Linked DNA regions of Homo sapiens: region 2 is linked to region 1. A link is a loop called in an ENCODE intact Hi-C map of the cell type or tissue named here. Cell type or tissue: chondrocyte. All regions are shown on one strand. Links, peaks and the distances in the headings refer to the core of each region. The heading gives the core; the rest is flanking DNA.

Region 1 (8,336 bases), core at 337-8,336:
GGACTTCAGAAAGATTAAACACCATGTCCGGAGATACAGAGGTATTAAGTTGCAGAACCAGAATTCAAGCCCAGGGCTGCTCCCTCTCAAGCCCAGCAGCTTATCAGGCTTCCATATCATTGACAGATACCCTGTATCAGGCCTCCCAGGAGGCCAGCTGTAGATGGCTGGTAGATCTTGATAACATACAGGGTTGGCTTCCAGTTCAGTTACTGCTGCCTTATCAACTGGGGCATGGGCTAATGTATTCAGATATCCCTGATTTACATCCTTGCTCAGCTGTTTAGAAGCTTAGTAACTGTTGGCAGGATATTTTTCTTAGCCCCTATTTCTCCTTCTGTAATATGGAACTAATAATCATAGTGTTATTAGGGTTATATTGAAGATTCAAAGAAATAAAGCATGCTGAACACTTAGCTCCATGCCAGAGCTATAGGAAGCACAGCCAGCTTCAGCCCCCACTCAACCGCGTGGACTTGACTTTCCCTTCCCTCCTCAGTCATATCACTGTCCACCCACTCCTTGCAAATATGATGGCATATTTTTGAACATTTGAGCCCAATATGATTTGAATTTTTTTGGTATTTCTATCCTGTGAGGTAGAAGATACTGCCAATTTCATTAAAGGATTGGACCTTCTGATTTCCTAACAATTGGTTTTTTACTTTTTTCTTACTCAGCTTCACATATTCCATCATCTAAAACTGCATCTCTCCCTGGCTATGGAAGAAATGGGCTTCACCGGGTAAGATTTCTCCCCGATTCATTGTTTCTGCCTTTACTCCCACCTCGGCCCTGGTTGAAGTATTGACACATTGCCTGAATACGTCTGACTCTTGATCTCAGTGTTGGAACATAATGAAAATTTTAACCTCCCTGGTTGCCTAGTAAATTAATTTGAGTTACAGGCAAAATAAAATGTTTCTATTGAGAGAAGAAGAAATTAACTTTAGATAAAAGAATGGCTTGTGTATGATTATGGGAAAACTAAATTGCAAAACTGTATGGCAAATATTTTTTACAATGAAACAAAAAGTAATTACTTGAACCATTATCTTTGCTGTAAAAAGATATAAGAATGTGTGTTATAACCATCCTCCTCACAAAAGATGGAACAAATACAATTATGTAACTATGTAGGACAATGCATTTTTATTTATCAGCAAGAGATCCCTGCTTACCAAGAGCCTGCTGAGTGGTGGCATTAGTACACTAAAAAAGACAAAGAGATGGCATAGCAGTAGAAGAATCATAGGGAAAAAAAAAATGAAGGTCTGACATTTAGCTTGGGAAGAATTCCTAGGATTTTGTAAACTCTTTCTTCCTTTTCACCTGACTCCAAAACGATCACTATGGAGATTTCCTAATAATTGTTTTTCCTCATTTCAGCCTGTTTCTACCGACTTCGCTCAGTATAACAGCTATGGGGATGTCAGCGGGGGAGTGCGAGGTGAGGCTCCCATGGCCAGGCTGAGCATGGCCACGTCTTCCCTCGAGGCTGAGGTTCATGAGAGTCAAGTATACTGGCTGTGTTCATGCTGTATTGTATCCTTAGAGTAGGATCACATCTGTCTTCTGTGAGCTAATAGGGCAATTATTTACAAAATTTCAAAGAATATCTAATGAAATCAAACTGTAAGAAGTGAGTTTGTGAGAATTTATTCATTGCTCATACTATGTGCTGAGCACTCTATCAGATACCTAGAGGCCAGGCATGGTGGCTCATGCCTGCAATCCCAACACTTTGGGAGGCTGAGGCGGAAGGATTACTTGAAGCCAGGAGTTCTAGACTAGGTTGGGCAACAAAGTGGGCCTGTCTCTACCAACAACAACAAAAACAACAACAACAAATTATAATAATTAGCTGGTGGCACATGCCTGTAGTCCCAGCTACTTGGGAGGCTGAGGCAGGAGAATTGCTTAAGCCCAGGAGTTCAAGGCTGCAGTGAGCTATGTTCATGCCACTGCACTCCAGCCTGGGTGACGGAGCAAGACTGTCTCTTAAAAAAAAAAAAAGTAACTGGAGGTACAACAATAAGTGAGACATGGCCCCTGCCCTCAAAATGCATATGGCAGAAAGAAGGTCTGTGTGATGAACATTGGGATCAGAGATGCAGAGAAGGAAGCAGTAAGTACCTTTAGGTTGTCAGCGAAAGCTTCCAGGGGAAAATGTTTTAACTGTTAACTAACACTGGACCAGGCATTTCTTGGCTTCAGGGAGGCTGATGGGATAACATGTGCAGAGTCTGGGAGCAGAAAAAGAACATGGTTTATAGGGCGAATATGTTGGGAATTTCAATATAATATAGTCTGTGAATGGTTCCTTGCTTTTCCATGGTCTTTCCCTTATGATATTTTCTTTTCCTTTCCTTTTCAGATTACCAGGTATGGAACACTTTGTCTTTCTTGAATTGGCCACACCGATAGAACAGCCATGTTCCAACCCAGACTGCTGGCTCCAAGGCAACAGTTTCTGTTGAGAAGATGCTTGTTGTGGTTGATCTCTCTAGTCATTACTCTATAGCCGTGAAGAGCAGACATGCCTGGTGCCTGGGTCAAGCTGTCCCTGCAGGCCTTGGGGACACTGCATGAACCAGGCCAGGTGTAGGGGGTCTCTCTTGCTTTGGCCTTGGAGAGTCCTCTCTGGGGTGGAAGTGGACCAGCATCAAGGGTCTGCTCATATACAGTTTTTCTTCTTTTAATTATAATCTCTCAGTACTTTAGGCCACCCTTTTCCTGCGCGTTCTCAAATGAAAAGACACTGATGTCTTAGCCAATAGGAGAGAGCAGTTTGCCCTCATGACATTCCTTTCTCACTAGAACCTCAATCTTGTTAAAAAAAGAAAGAAAGAAATGTGATGGAGAATAAGAAAAGAAGAAAAATGCATAGAAAATCATGATTAAAGATAAGAAACTAACAATAATAGACTTGGGCATCTTTTAAATGTACTATATGCTTTCATTCATGGAGCCTAATTCAGGAATTTGTCCATAACCATCAAGCCAAGATCTCTCCCCAACTTGATTGCAAAAGAGCTGTATTCCTGTTCCTATACAGCAAGGATCTCATTTTGAAAAATACATGGTCATTTAGATGACACAAATAAAATAGTGGTTAGGATTGGAGACCCAACAGGGAATTGGGAGCCCAAGAGTACTCCCTTCAGTTTCCTAGACTATTTCATGCCTCACCTGGAACTGGCATTTCTGTTGCAGACACTCCCAGATGGCCACATGCCTGCAATGAGAATGGACCGAGGAGTGTCTATGCCCAACATGTTGGAACCAAAGGCAAGTGCAGCTGTTCTTTTTCCTCTCATATGGGAATGGCGTAACCCTAAACAGATTTGATGTTCTATCTTTTCATCATTCTCAAAGTGTTGTAGGCTGGTGTGTTCAGGTGAGCCATGTCATGAATATGCACCTTGCCATTCTGCTGTTTTGCCCACATCAGGTCAGCAGGTTAAACCCTTACTGGGCATGATGCTGTGTGTTTACAGTGAGGTGCCAGTCCCTCTCTGCCTATGACCAAGGTATTCCCTTGGCCTCTGCCATGTGCATTACAGAGCATATCCGGTGCTGAGTGGAGTGGCTGCAGACTCACCATGTAGGTGAGGCAACCCTGTTTCACCATTGAAAGCCCTGCATTTCAAGAACCTCAGTCCTGGGTACACTGGGGTGACTGGCCACCCTAGCTCCAGAGCACCCTGTACCTTCAGAGTTGTCCAAGGGCTCATGCTCCCTGGTGACCATAACCAGGGCTTATTTCAATATGGCAGTTGCCAGAGCACTGCTTCTGGGCCTGCCTGGCCCCATAGATTCATGAGCTAGTCATGGGACAAGATTGTTAACCCCAGCACAAATGCACCCTGCCCTATAACAGCATCCTATAAAAGGTAACACATTGGCTGGGCACAGTGGCTTACGCCTGTAATCCAAGCACTTTGGAAGGCCAAGGCGGGTAGATGGCTTGAGTTCAGGAATTTAAGACCAGCCTGAGCAACATGGCAAAATCCCATCTCTACTAAAACTTAAAAAAAATTGCTTGGCATGACGACATGTGCCTATAGTCCCAGCTACTCGGGAGGGTAAGATAGGAGGGTCACCTGGGCCTGATAGGTTGAGGCTACAGTGAGCTGTGATCACACCACTGCATCCAGCCTGGGCAACAGAGCAAGCCCTGTCTACAAACAAAAAAAGAAAAACAAAAACAAAAAACACGTGCCTGTAATTTCCATTATCTTCTAATGTTTACCTTCATCCCAATACATAGTAAGTTAGTGTTCTGCCACTCAACAAAGCCCCCCTAAGGCTCAGTGCTACCTGAGACACTGGTGGAAAGTTGAGAATGTCTAAGATTCTGTCCCTGTCCCCTGGAAACTGGAGCTTCCACTGGCCTTGCAGAAGGAAGACCCATCACTCGAATTCTGTCATGACAGTCTCTTGGAAGCTCTATCTTGGGAGTACTAGCGTTTAGGTGGATTCTGCTTGTTAATAAAATGGACTGTGGTGTTCTAGAAGAGGTGTTTTCTTTCTTCTCAGATATTTCCATATGAAATGCTCATGGTGACCAACAGAGGGCGAAACAAAATCCTCAGAGAGGTGGACAGAACCAGGCTGGAGGTAAAACAAAACCGAAAAATCCAGTCCCAACTGCAGATCCCTATGCACTCCCCCAACTCTCCCCTAAGCAATGTTTTATTTCTTCAGTGAAAACAAAAAAAAATTATAAAGATCACCCTCATGTCATAGGTAGAACTAAGAAATAACTTTGGAGAAAAAAAATATCCAGGTTTTCACTTAGATCAGCATAAAAATGCCTGGTAATATCCAGAAGAATGACCCAGGAGGTGGGCATGGTGGCTCACGCCCATAATCCCAACACTTTAGGAGGCCGAGGTAGGCAGATCACTTGAGGTCAGGAGTTCAAGACCAGCCTGGCCAACACGGTGAAACCCTGTCTCTACTAAAAATACAAAAATTCACGGGGCATGGTGGCAGGTGCCTGTAGTCCCAGCTACTTGGGAGGCTGAGGCAGGAGAATCGCTTGAATCCAGGAGGTGGAGGTTGCAATGAGCCAAGATCACACCACTGTACTCCAGCTTGGGCAACAGAGCCTGACTCCGTCTAAAAAAAAAAAAAAAAGAAAGAAAGAAAAAGAAAAAAAGAATGACCCAGGAGACACAGAATGATTTCAGTCATTTTCTTTGAAACTTGATGTTGCCATAATTATGGCTGGTAATTCAGAATGGGAGTCGCTATTTCTCTTGAGATAGTCTCAGATCCTTATCTTCCCCTGAGCTGGGGTTGAGTTCATGGGAGGCTGTGGGAGCGGCAAAGGCTCTCAGGAGAGACATTTATACTGATTTATACTGGACAAGTTTCTTTCTTGGCTGTTTCCACATTCCTTGTTGAAGGGTTATCTGGGTACATGTACCCAAGATCTCCTTAGACATGGAAGACTAATTTTTGTATTATAGTTTTCCATCCCAATGATTTTAATTAAGAAAAACCCTGGCTGCCAGTCTCCGAAAGAATGCTTACTTTTTCCTGACAAAAGGCAGTACCTTGGCGTAGAGGTACAGAGAATAAAGGCTGCAGGATCTTGGGGGAACTTTTCTAGGGGGGAATGACTGATGGGAAGTCTTCTCAGTAGAACAGACATCCACCTTACCCCCTATTCCTCAGCCAGGAGGAAGCCCTGGGGCTCCCCAGGGACCACGCTGGAGGTCATTTTCTTTGGCTTTCTATTGCGATAGTCCATTTTCCCTGCATCTTCTCAACGTTCCAAGGACCTGGGATGGAGTTGTCTCCAATGTAATAAATCACCTCTCTGTGTCCCATCACCAGTCAGTGTTATTATTATAATCCCCATTAATACTCTGCCAGCTCTTTTATCTGATGGGAAGGGCTCCTCACCTGGCCCAACCAGGTAAGGGATACTGATGTCACAAGCATTAAAGATGGGCTCCTCTCCCGTCCTCCTGCCTTGTTCTTCAGAATGACTCTGTATAAACTATAGAGCAACGCTCAAGGCCATTTGTGTGGCCATCAGGACTGACAGCAGCTCTTTTTTTTTTTTCTTCTTCCCAGCGCCACTTAGCCCCTGAAGTGTTTCGGGAAATCTTTGGAATGTCCATACAGGAGTTTGACAGGTTACCTCTTTGGAGACGCAACGACATGAAGAAAAAAGCAAAACTCTTCTAAGTCCCACTCGTGAATGGCAATTAGAGAAAGGACTGACAGTGGCGGTGCCCCATAGGATGTCATATTGAGGCCCAAACTTGATTGGAGAATTTGCAAACTACCGTCGCTCAGCAACACCAAAAAGAGAAAGTCTGGTTAAAACACCATGAGTCAAATGTCGGGCCAGCCAACAGTAACACTTGCCAAGAAGCATGGCGTAGAAATTTCTATGTTCCGAAACACAGAGTAGTGTCCACATGTGAGCTTTTCACATTACCTTATGTATACAACAGGAGCTGCGTTGTTTTCTTCTTTTTCTTTTCCTTTATCTGTTGTCCAACAACAGTGCTGACTGTCCGGATAAGAGCTGGCAAGTGCCCTTAGGATGCCGCATGGGAAAAATCGGTTATCATAATTTCAAAGTATAAATATATTTATTAAGTAGCGCTGCGGCTAAGAAGGAAGAGTGAGGGGTCTGTCCATGGGGTGGCAGTGATTTCACACCCGCCTTTCTTGAATGGCTTCGTGTTACTCAGCCGTGCCCTGGCAGGAATGGAACTCCATCAGGGAACAGGGCAGCTCTGTTTGAATGGGGTGAAAAACAGCAAAATTAATTCTTAGCAAGCTCCTTGTTCTCTACTGTTCACCGGGACCTGGCTGGCAAATGACTTAGCTATTAGTATATTTAAAAACTGTTCAAAAGCAAAAGAGAAGGAACAGGAATGAAAGGAAACCTTCCCTTAACTCTTTCTGCTTCCCATAGCAGGTCTGGTTCCTGCTCCCCGCCTAGGACAGGAGCTGTCTGGAGCTCCACCTTTGCAAAGAAAGGAAAAACACAAATTGCCCCCAGATTGGCCCAGTGGCATGCCATTAGGTGATTTTGCATAGGGGCCATATCATTCATGGCCAAAAAAAACCAAAAAGCAAAAAACAAAAACAAGTCCCATGTCCTACTGACTCTAGTTCTTCCAGTCGTTATCCTCTGCTGTCTCTCTGGCATCCTATGAATCAGATCAAGCCCATGCTGTTGTTGGTTTTTAAGGTTTCTTTCAATAATAGGCTAAGGAAAGACATGTTTTTCTCTTTTAAATCTCTGCAACTCCAAAGTAGACTCCTTCGAACGTATTTAATTTGGCCTTTTCAGCTTTCTTCTTGCCCAGCTCTGTCGAATTCATGGGTGTGTGTGCACATGTTGGTTTCACTCACCCAGAGTAATTTTGTGAGCATGCATGTGCTTTTTAATTTCTGCTTGAATGTTTGTCCTGCTGTGTTGCAGCTTCTAAAGACATTGTCACCGAGTGTGTGTGACTCAAAGATCAAGAGTGAGGCTAAACTGCGACCCCAACATCACTTCCTTCATGGAAAGGTGTTGGCGCTGATGTAGCTCATGGAAGGATCAGACTGGGAACCACAGAGGAAGGATGAGGTGGGATGTGGAGGTCAGAGCATCTCACGAGAGTCCCTCAGGCTCTGCAACACTAGATTCGAATATGAGCCTAGGGTTTCCCCAACACGTGCGTGCATATGAAACCACATCATGATTCCCGACGTGAGTTAGATGAGGGAGAGTTTGTGTAACTCCACACCCAGGAGGGTAAGCCACTTTATTATCATGCTTTGGGGCTGTGCTTAAGAATTTAAGCTCTGTTTTAAAGCCGAAGAAGAAAACATTTGAATTTACCTTCATATGCCACTAAGAACAAAAGCTCTGAAGTTCTTCCTGCTGGCACCAAATATTAGGATTACAAGCTGTCTCTCTGACACCAGTGGTAAAAAAGCAAGTAGAATAGTTTCTGAGTCTGTGTTGCAGCCTCTGACACGTGGCTCACCGCTGTCATTTGGGGGATGGAATGAACAGTCACTGTTCTATAGCATCCTCCTGTGCTCTTACCTAAGGAATCTAAATTGTCCTAGCCTTCCATTGCTATGCACTGAATGAGGACTACTCTCGTGTGTGTGTGTGTGTGTGTGTGTGTGTGTGTGTGTGTGTGTGTGTGTGTTGGATCTACTAACATGTTTAGCAAATGGCTCTGACAGGGTGGCCATGAGCAGATGAGACCAGCTCTTGCTTGGTTGGAAGCCACACTGCAGTTTGCAGTTTAGCCTTTGGTGTCTCAGTGGCTTCTTGCTTATTCCATGCTTTTTCTATC
Region 2 (8,336 bases), core at 281-8,280, 730 kb after region 1:
AGCTCAGCAGGGGATAGAAGACTGGCACAGGCTGCCTGGCCCTGAAGGCCTGTGACTGAATCAGCAGTGAACTGCACGCTGGAGTTTTCCACAGGACCATTCAAACTCGGGCTGGGAAGGTCACACTGGCCTCTCCCTTCTCTGCTGACCGGCAGAAATGCCCCGGCTCCCCATTGTAGCATCCCCCAACCCTGGGATGGCTCCTGTGGAAAAAAGCAACTGTCTGTGAGCGTGGGGTCCAAAGGAAAAAAGAAAACAAAATTTCCATAAACATGCAGCCAGGAGCACAATCTTTAAGAGTGAAAAATTGGGAACGACAGGGGAATAGCTAAGCAAGAGACAGAGTATCAACAGAACAAACCATCATACAGTTCAAGTTGATGAGCATCACACATGGTCAACCCACCGAAGTCCCAAATCTACACCAGGCTGCAAAACGGCACTCACATGACGGCAAAACATGTCAAACTATATGTAAGTTAATCAACAAAAACAGGAAGTGAGTGTGTGGTGAATTAAAGAGTTCAAGTTCATTAGGTTATGTTTTTCCTTTAAAGGTACTCAAGTGAATAAAAATAATAGGAGACCACGGAAGCATACCAAAGCCCTTCATTTTTAAATGAGGCATACAAACATTTTTCAATGATCTTGCATAAAGTGAACGATCCAGGAGTTGCTGTATTTCCCCATCTCAACCCTCCAAATGCAACAAGGAAAATGCAAACACATAAAAACCAAACACTTATAAAGTGAACGGCTCAGCAACGCTTTTCTCCATTTCTTGGTTCAGGACCACAGTCTAGAAAGGGTATGAAGCTGATACAATGAGGTTATGACACCTGCTACCCTGCACAAGCCTCTTGATCACCTGCCATCCTCAGGTCTGTGAACAGGAGAGAAAATTCGCTCTATACATTTTTTTCTCTGAAAGTCAGTTGCAAAAATATAAACATGGGGAAGCAAACTCAGTTTAAAAGAGGCTAAGGAGAAGAATAGATCCCCCTCCCCAAAACATACCAACCTCCACATTTCCCTCTTTCCCCTAAAAAAAAAAAACAAAAAAACAAAACCAGTAGGGTCCCTGACAATAAAAATTGACAAATGACTTTAAAACAAATCATCCAGGGGGTAGAAAAGGCTGAATTGTCTTTAAATAGCCTAATAGACTGAATGGAGGATACAATACGTCTGTATTACGGCTGCAGGGTCCAGCATTAGAACAGCTAACATACTTCAGTCCTTAATCACTCCACCCATCTTTTCCCCTTAAAACTGACCATTGGCGGGCAGGGTGGCTCACGCCCATAATCCCAGCACTTTGGGAGGCTGAGGCAGGCAGATTACCTGATGTCAGGAGTTTGAGACCAGTCTAGCCAACATGGTGAAACCCTGTCTCTACTAAAAATACAAAAAAATTAGCCAGGAGTGGTGGCACGCGCCTATAATCCCAGCTACTCGGGAGGCTGAGGCACGAGAATTGCTTGAACCTGGGAGGTGGAGGTTGCAGGGAGGTGAGATCACACCACTGCACTCCAGCCTGGGCAACAGAGTGAGACTCTGTCTCAAAACAAAACAAACAAAATTCTCATCATCACAGATCCTTGAGAGAAAGAAAACCAGCAGCTCAGGGGTTAAACATGCAATGCCACGCTCACATTTCCTGTCTGTGATCACATGTTCATGTGAGAAGCAACTGGTTATGTTTTCATAGTACTTTTCTATTACTAGGCTTAATTTTTCTCTGCTAATAGTGTTCTAGGTTTCTATTACTGTGAAAAGCTGATGATTTACCTTACCTTTTCACTTTAATTTATCCCCTCTAGAAGAGCAATAACTGAAAAGAACTGGAGGTATCCCACACATGCAGAAGCTACAGCTTTGCAGTTTCTAGACCTCTGCCCACGTTTTGGTGTCCTGTGCTTGCTGCTCCTGAAACGTACACTTGGCCCTCTTCACTGGAAAGCCCACTGCTCGCCCTGCTGGGACAGCGTCCCTATGCCATCCGTCCGCCGCTGGAAAGCCCATGGCTCGCCCTGCTGGGACAGCTGTCCCTATGCCATCCCTCCGCCACTGGAAAGCCCACTGCTCGCCCTGCTGGGACAGCTGTCCCTATACCATCCCTCTGCCAAAGTGAAGCAGAGAAGAAGCCGTGTACACGAAGAAAATTTGCTGACCCACTTGGGTGGAAGGAAAAAAGCACTCTGTGGGTGGATTAATGTGGATGAACAGCCTGGTGCCACCAAAGTCGTGGGTGCCACCTGACGCTGGGGGGAAGCACTGGACAAGTTAGGCCTGTGTCTCGGTCCTGGTCCTCTTGGGTGGCTACGTATCACCTCTCTGGTCTTCCTTTCCTTGATCATAATGAAGGGAATTAGGTAAGTTCTCCCAGTGTTAAAATCATGATTCTATGATTTCTTCCTCAGCAGGCACATTCAGGTAATTCAGGAAGCTGACGGTTACTCTGATTCTCATAACAATCCCGTGGGCAGAGATCAATATCTCTATTATGCAGATAAGGAAGCTGAGGCACAGGAAGGTCACGTGACTTGCTATAGTCCCTCAAATAGTAAGTGGGAGGAAGGGCCAGGATCTGAACCCCGGTTGTCTGACTCAACTTTGCTACTTCTATTATTTTACATAGTGTCATCACTGCTTCAAATACAGCATTAAATCTTTATCATTCTCTATGTACAAATTTGGGAGACAGGCATCCAATTTTCTGGAAGCTGAATTTGAATCCTTCCTTTATTGAAAAGTAAACGCCCTGCATAAATTTCAATGTTCATATTTTCTTTAGTGGGCCCAGATCTGGCCCCTTTCAATCAATGGGCATCATGGCACAATTTTTGCTTAACTTGGAATGTATTCTTTGGAATGAATTAAGGTCTGCCTTCTTTGTTCTTGTCTCTAATTCCAAAGCATTGCGTCTTCTAAAACAGTTTTTTAACCCCTCTCCAAATGAAAAAGGATGCCACTTGAATCTTCCTTATAATTATACAAATAACACATTTTTTATAGGGATGTGTTTACATATCTTCACTCACTGGTGAAGAAGCCCAAGATGCCTCCAGGAGAGAGAATTATAACCAAGTGGCATTTATTAACCACCCTCCAGGGGGCAAAGGCTGGAAAACAGAGATGATGCCAAGGGTAAAACCCATGTGATCCGAGCCAGTGCCTGGAAAATAGGGAGTTTAGCAAATGTTGAGAATAGATCTTTTCTCCTGCTCTCTTCCACTGGGAAACCAGAAGGGTAAACAAACTCCTCAGCAGAGACACACGAGACTCCACGGAGGCCCAGGGGTAATCTGAGACTGCGGGAAACCTGTTTTCCCCTTTTTTTCCTTTTCTTGAATTCTGACCTTGAGCAGAGCTCAGAAGGGAGCCTCTGATTTCTCAGGTTCCTAGGAGAGAATATCTTCTAGGCTGCTGGCCAGGGCTTGGTCTTGGACCTACAATGGCTCCTTGTGGCCTATGCTATTAAGACCTAACTCACCCTGTCCAGCAGATTTTGCCCACTTTCCTAGGCAGAAGCCACATCGGTGGCCTTGCCTGACCATCATCTCCACCCTGGCCCTGAGGTTCCACCGGTCCCCTGATACCCCCCCTGCTTTTCCTGACAACTCAAGTTTCAGCTCCTCCTCCAGTCCTTCCTTATCCTTCCCTCCTCAACCTCCCACAGCTCCAAGGCTATGTCCTACAATTCAGCAATTAGTTATTATTTTCTGTAGCTGTGCCTAGGCATTTGGTTAAAACTTTGACTTTATATCCAGGGCAAGGACTATAGGGTTATATTTACATCAAGACAGAACCCTGTTCAAGTGCAAGGAGGACCCTAGACCCTGTTCTATAAACTGTGGTTCATAATGAATATGGACTGGCCCCACAATGATTTCCTCTAAATAACTAAAAATCTGAATGCTTTACAAATTTTAAGATATTTGGATTTTTTTTGTGCTTTTCTGTGTTTTCCAAATGTTCTTCAATAATCAGAAAATTACAAAATCACTAAATATTTTTTTAAAGAACAGGCTGGATTTTTAGTGCCTATGGACTGGAAATAAAACGATGCTGTCCTGCCATCTAGTGGCTGTGAGGCAAAAAAAAAGGCCAAGACAAGTCTAGGGGCTTGAAACTGTTAGTATTTGAAACCTGAGTCCCACCCTGGCTTTTTGGGGAAGGGGATATTTCTTTCTGCAACCCAGGATCCTTCATGTCTCCAGGGGAGGGCAGGTGAGCAGTCTGGTCCTTGATTAGAGTCAGGTCAGAGATGCTACTGCCTCCTCCACTGCCTAACAGTGATTCTGAGCTCCTTAGAGAAGGGAGCTGGAATAGGGTGGGATGGGATGGGAGGGAAGGTTGTAGGGGTGTGGGGGGGGGGCGGAGCACCTTCAGCTACAACGAACATCCAGAGGAGCCAGTGGCACTCCCATGCATCGCACCCCACATCTGTCATTGGGTCACATGGTGCTCCTGAAACTGCAGAGAGGACCTCGGGATACTTACTGTTTATTTTAATGACGTCAACATCAGTCATGCTATGAAAAAGGTAGAGTGGACCAGAATGTAGACCCTCCAGGCTTATTTATCTTTCCAAAGAACTTAAAGCTGAGGGGTGGGGGGGACATACCACAGACCACATCTATTTTTGCAAAATAAAAGGTCTTTTAGGCAGAAGTCTTCCAGCAAGGTACTCAAAAACTTTCCCAGGGGTGCACAGTCTTAAGGGAAGAATAAATGGCCAGGTCCTCAACTGCCACTTGTATTTTTTTCTAAAACTGGTCTGTCAGAGATACCACTTTTCCCTTGCCCATTCTCCCATCTCCCACTGTGTAAAAGAAGGGCAGACTTTCTCACCCACCCTGAACCTCACTTACAGGGTGATGAAACCTCCAGGTCATCCACAAAGAGACAAACAAGATGTATCTGTGAGTCTCCTTGAATCAGGCACTGTGGTGGGCTTCTTACTTATACATGAGTCTGATAAAGGGGAAGTATGTCACTAGTAATGGGGGTACGTGGGACCACACTGGGCTGTTCCAAATTCAAATATAGGCACAACTCAGATATACCGTCGGCTCAGTTTCAGACCACCACAGGAAAGCAAATATTGCAATAAATGGAGTCGCCTGACTTTTTTGGTTTCCCAGTGGGTAGAAAAGTTATGTTCACACTGTACTCCAGTCTGAGTATACGCAACAGCATTATGTCCAAAAAATACATATCTTAATTAAAACATACTTTATTGCTAAAAAATGCTAACAATCATTTGAGCCTTCAGTGGGTTGTAACTGTTGGGCTGGTGGAGGATCTGGCCTCAGCACTGATGCCTGCTGATTAATCTGGTGGTGGCTGCCGAAAATTAGGGTGGCTGTGACAATTTCTTAAAATAAGACAGCAATGAAGTTCGCTGCATCAAATGATTCTTCCTTTTATGAACAATTTCTCTGTAGCATACCATTCTGTTTGATAGCATTTTATTCACAGTACAACTTCATTCAAAATTCAAGTCAACAGAAAGGTGATTGTCCCCTCGCCTGTCACGCAATGCATGTTCCTGGCGAACCTGGCACTAAACCATTCAAAGATGACCTGCTTCTGGGTTGGGGTTTCGTATGTAGCAGAGCAGCTCCCTCACTGCGATCTATTGAAAGTCAGCCCTCAACGAAAGTGTTCGTTAAAAAAAAAAAAAAAAAAAAAAAAGGAAAAAGTTTAAAAGAAAACAAACAAAAAAAGAGTTAAAACACATACAAAATTCATGTCAATCCTCTCAAACTCTGTGGCTGCTTTACCAACTAAGTTTATGTAATATTCTAAATGTATATTTCAAAAATGTATCAGCACATTCACCAGCAGTAGATTCCATCTCAAGAAACCACTTACTTGGCTTATTCATAAGAAGAAACTCCTTATCTGTTCAAGTTTTATCATAAGATTGCAGCAATTCAGCCACATCTTCAGGTCTACTTCTAATTCTAGTTCTCTTGCTATTTCCACCATGATTGGCACACCTGCAGTTACTTCCTCCATTGAAGGAAGTCTTGAACCCATCAAAGTCATCCATGAGGGTTGGAATCAACTTCTTCCAAACTCCTATTAATGTTCAGACATCCTCCCATAAATCGCAAATGTTCTTACTGGCATCTAGAATGGTGCATCCTTTCCAGAAGGTTTTCAATTAACTGCCCAGATCCATCAGCGGTAACACTATAGCTATAATGTTATTCCCAACATTATTTATGGCAACTATAGCCTTATAAAATGTATTTCTGAAATAATATTTCTCAAATAGTAAGACATTATTTCTTAAGTAATAAGACTTGGAAGTTGAAATTACTCCTTGATCTATGAGCTGCAGAATGGATGTTTTAGCAGGCATAAAAACATTAATCTCCTTCTGCATCTTCACCAGAGCTCCTGGGTGACCAGGTGCAATGTCAATGAAAGGAATCTTATTTTAATGAGCAGTAGGTCTCAACAGTGTGCTTAAAATATCCAGTAAACCATGCTATAAACAGGTGTCATCCAGGCTTTGTTCTTCCATTTATAGGGCACAGAAAGAGTATAGATTTAGCATAATTCTTAAGGATTTTCAGACTGGTCAATGAGCATTGGCTTCGGCTTAAAGTCACCAGTCTGCCTAACAAGAGAGTCAAGCATCCTTATAAAGCACTGAAGTCAGGCATTGACTTCTCTTCTCTAGCTAGGACAATCTTAGATGGCATCTTCTTCCTATAGAAGGCTGCTTTGTCTACATTGAGAATCTGTTGTTTAGTGTAGCCACTCTCACCAATGATCTTAGCTAGATCTTCTGGATAATTTGCTGTAGCTTCTACATCAGCACTTGCTGCTTCATGTTGAACTTCTATTTTATGGAGAAGGCTTCTTTCCTTAAACCTCATGGATCAACCATTGCTAGCTTCAAACTTTTCTTTTGCAGCTTTCTCACCTCTCTCAGCCTTCAAAGAACTGCAGAGTTAGGGCCTTGCTCTGGCTTAGGCTTTAGCTTAAGAAAAAGTTGGGGCTGGTTTGATCTTCTATCCAGACCACTCAAACTTTCTCCAAGTCAGCAATAATTAGCAATAATGTTATTATCCGTGTGTTCACTGGAATAGCACTTTTAATTTCCTTCAAGAACTTTTCCTTTGCATTCACAACTTGGCTGTTTGGCACAGGAGGCCTAGCTTTCAGCCTGTCTTGGCTTCAACATGCCTTCACTAAGTTGAATCACTTCTAGCTTTTGATTTAAAGTGACAGACATATCACTCTTCCTTTCAATAGACACCTAGAGGCCATTGTAGGGCTATTAATTGGCCCAATTTCAATATTGCCTCAGGGAATAGGGAGGCCCAAGGAGAAGGAGAGAGACAGGAATGGCCAGTGGGTGGAACAGTCAGAACACACTTAACATTTATCATTTAAGTCTGCTGTCTTATACAGGTGTGCTTTGTGGCACCCCAAAGCAATTACAATAGTAACATCAAAGATCACTCATCACATTTACAGAGATTATCCTGGATTTGAACAACGACAACAAAAAAGATTACTGATCACAGATCATAGTAACAGATATAACACTAATTAAAAAACTTAAAATGTTGTGAGAATTACCAAAATGTAACATAGAGATACAAAGTGAGCATATGCTGTTGGAAAAATGGAGCCAATAGGTTTGCAGGGTTGCCACAAACCTTCCATTTATTAAAAATGCAATATCTGGGCCAGGTGTGGTGGCTCATGCCTGTAATCCCAGCACTTTGGGAGGCCAAGCGGGGGGTGGATCACTTAAGGTCAGGAGTTCAAGACCAGCCTGGGAAACATGGCAAAATCCTGTCTTTACTAAAATACATATAAAAATTAGCTAGGCGTGGTGGCATACGCCTGTAGTCTGGCTACTTGGGAGGCTGAGGCAGGAGAATCGCTTGTACCTGGGAGGCGGAGGCTGCAGTGAGCCAAGATCACACCACTGCACTCCAGCCTGGACAACAGAGTGAGACTCTGTCTCAAAAAAAAAAAAAAAAGAAAGAAAGAAAAGCAGTATCTGCAAAGCACAGTAAAACAAAGTATGCTTGTATATACTGAAAAATGTGTTAAAATATATATATATAATAGAATGAAATGGAAGTGATGATGGTTCTTATTTAATGTCTTTGCCTTTTTCGTTCCCTTATTTCCAAAGATTTTTTATTATTGAGCTGGAGTCCTATGTATTGGTCTGTTCTCAAACTGCTATGAAGATGCTACCTGAGATTGGGTAATTTATAAAGAAAAGAGGTTTAATTGACTCACAGTTCCACATGGCTGGGGAAGCATGGTGGAAGGGGGAGCAGACATGT

Evidence for each region. A loop is a pair of places that touch in the nucleus more often than their neighbours do. Peaks named below come from ENCODE experiments on the same cell type or tissue, not always from the same donor. Only the 100,000 strongest peaks of a DNase experiment are listed, where the experiment ranks them.
Region 2: it touches region 1 in a loop (3-fold over the local background); 2 of 110 quality-filtered maps call a loop at or near these places.

What each region holds. Positions count from the first base shown.
Region 1 is chr10:114,434,131-114,442,466 of GRCh38, reverse strand. ABLIM1 (actin binding LIM protein 1) reads left to right here. Exons shown (of 23, transcript NM_002313.7): 18 at 681-745; 19 at 1,390-1,450; 20 at 2,378-2,385; 21 at 3,217-3,291; 22 at 4,543-4,623; 23 at 6,094-8,336. The coding sequence ends at 6,207. Among named protein-coding and RNA genes, the nearest start is that of AFAP1L2, 34 kb to the right of the region's middle. In chondrocyte, for the core only: CTCF peaks have their summits at 4,373 and 4,575 (motif pointing right); no DNase peak of the experiment used is centred there.
Region 2 is chr10:113,700,998-113,709,333 of GRCh38, reverse strand. The region is part of intron 2 of CASP7 (caspase 7); the gene reads right to left. Among named protein-coding and RNA genes, the nearest start is that of CASP7, 25 kb to the right of the region's middle. In chondrocyte, for the core only: CTCF peaks have their summits at 3,115 (motif pointing right) and 4,094 (motif pointing left); no DNase peak of the experiment used is centred there.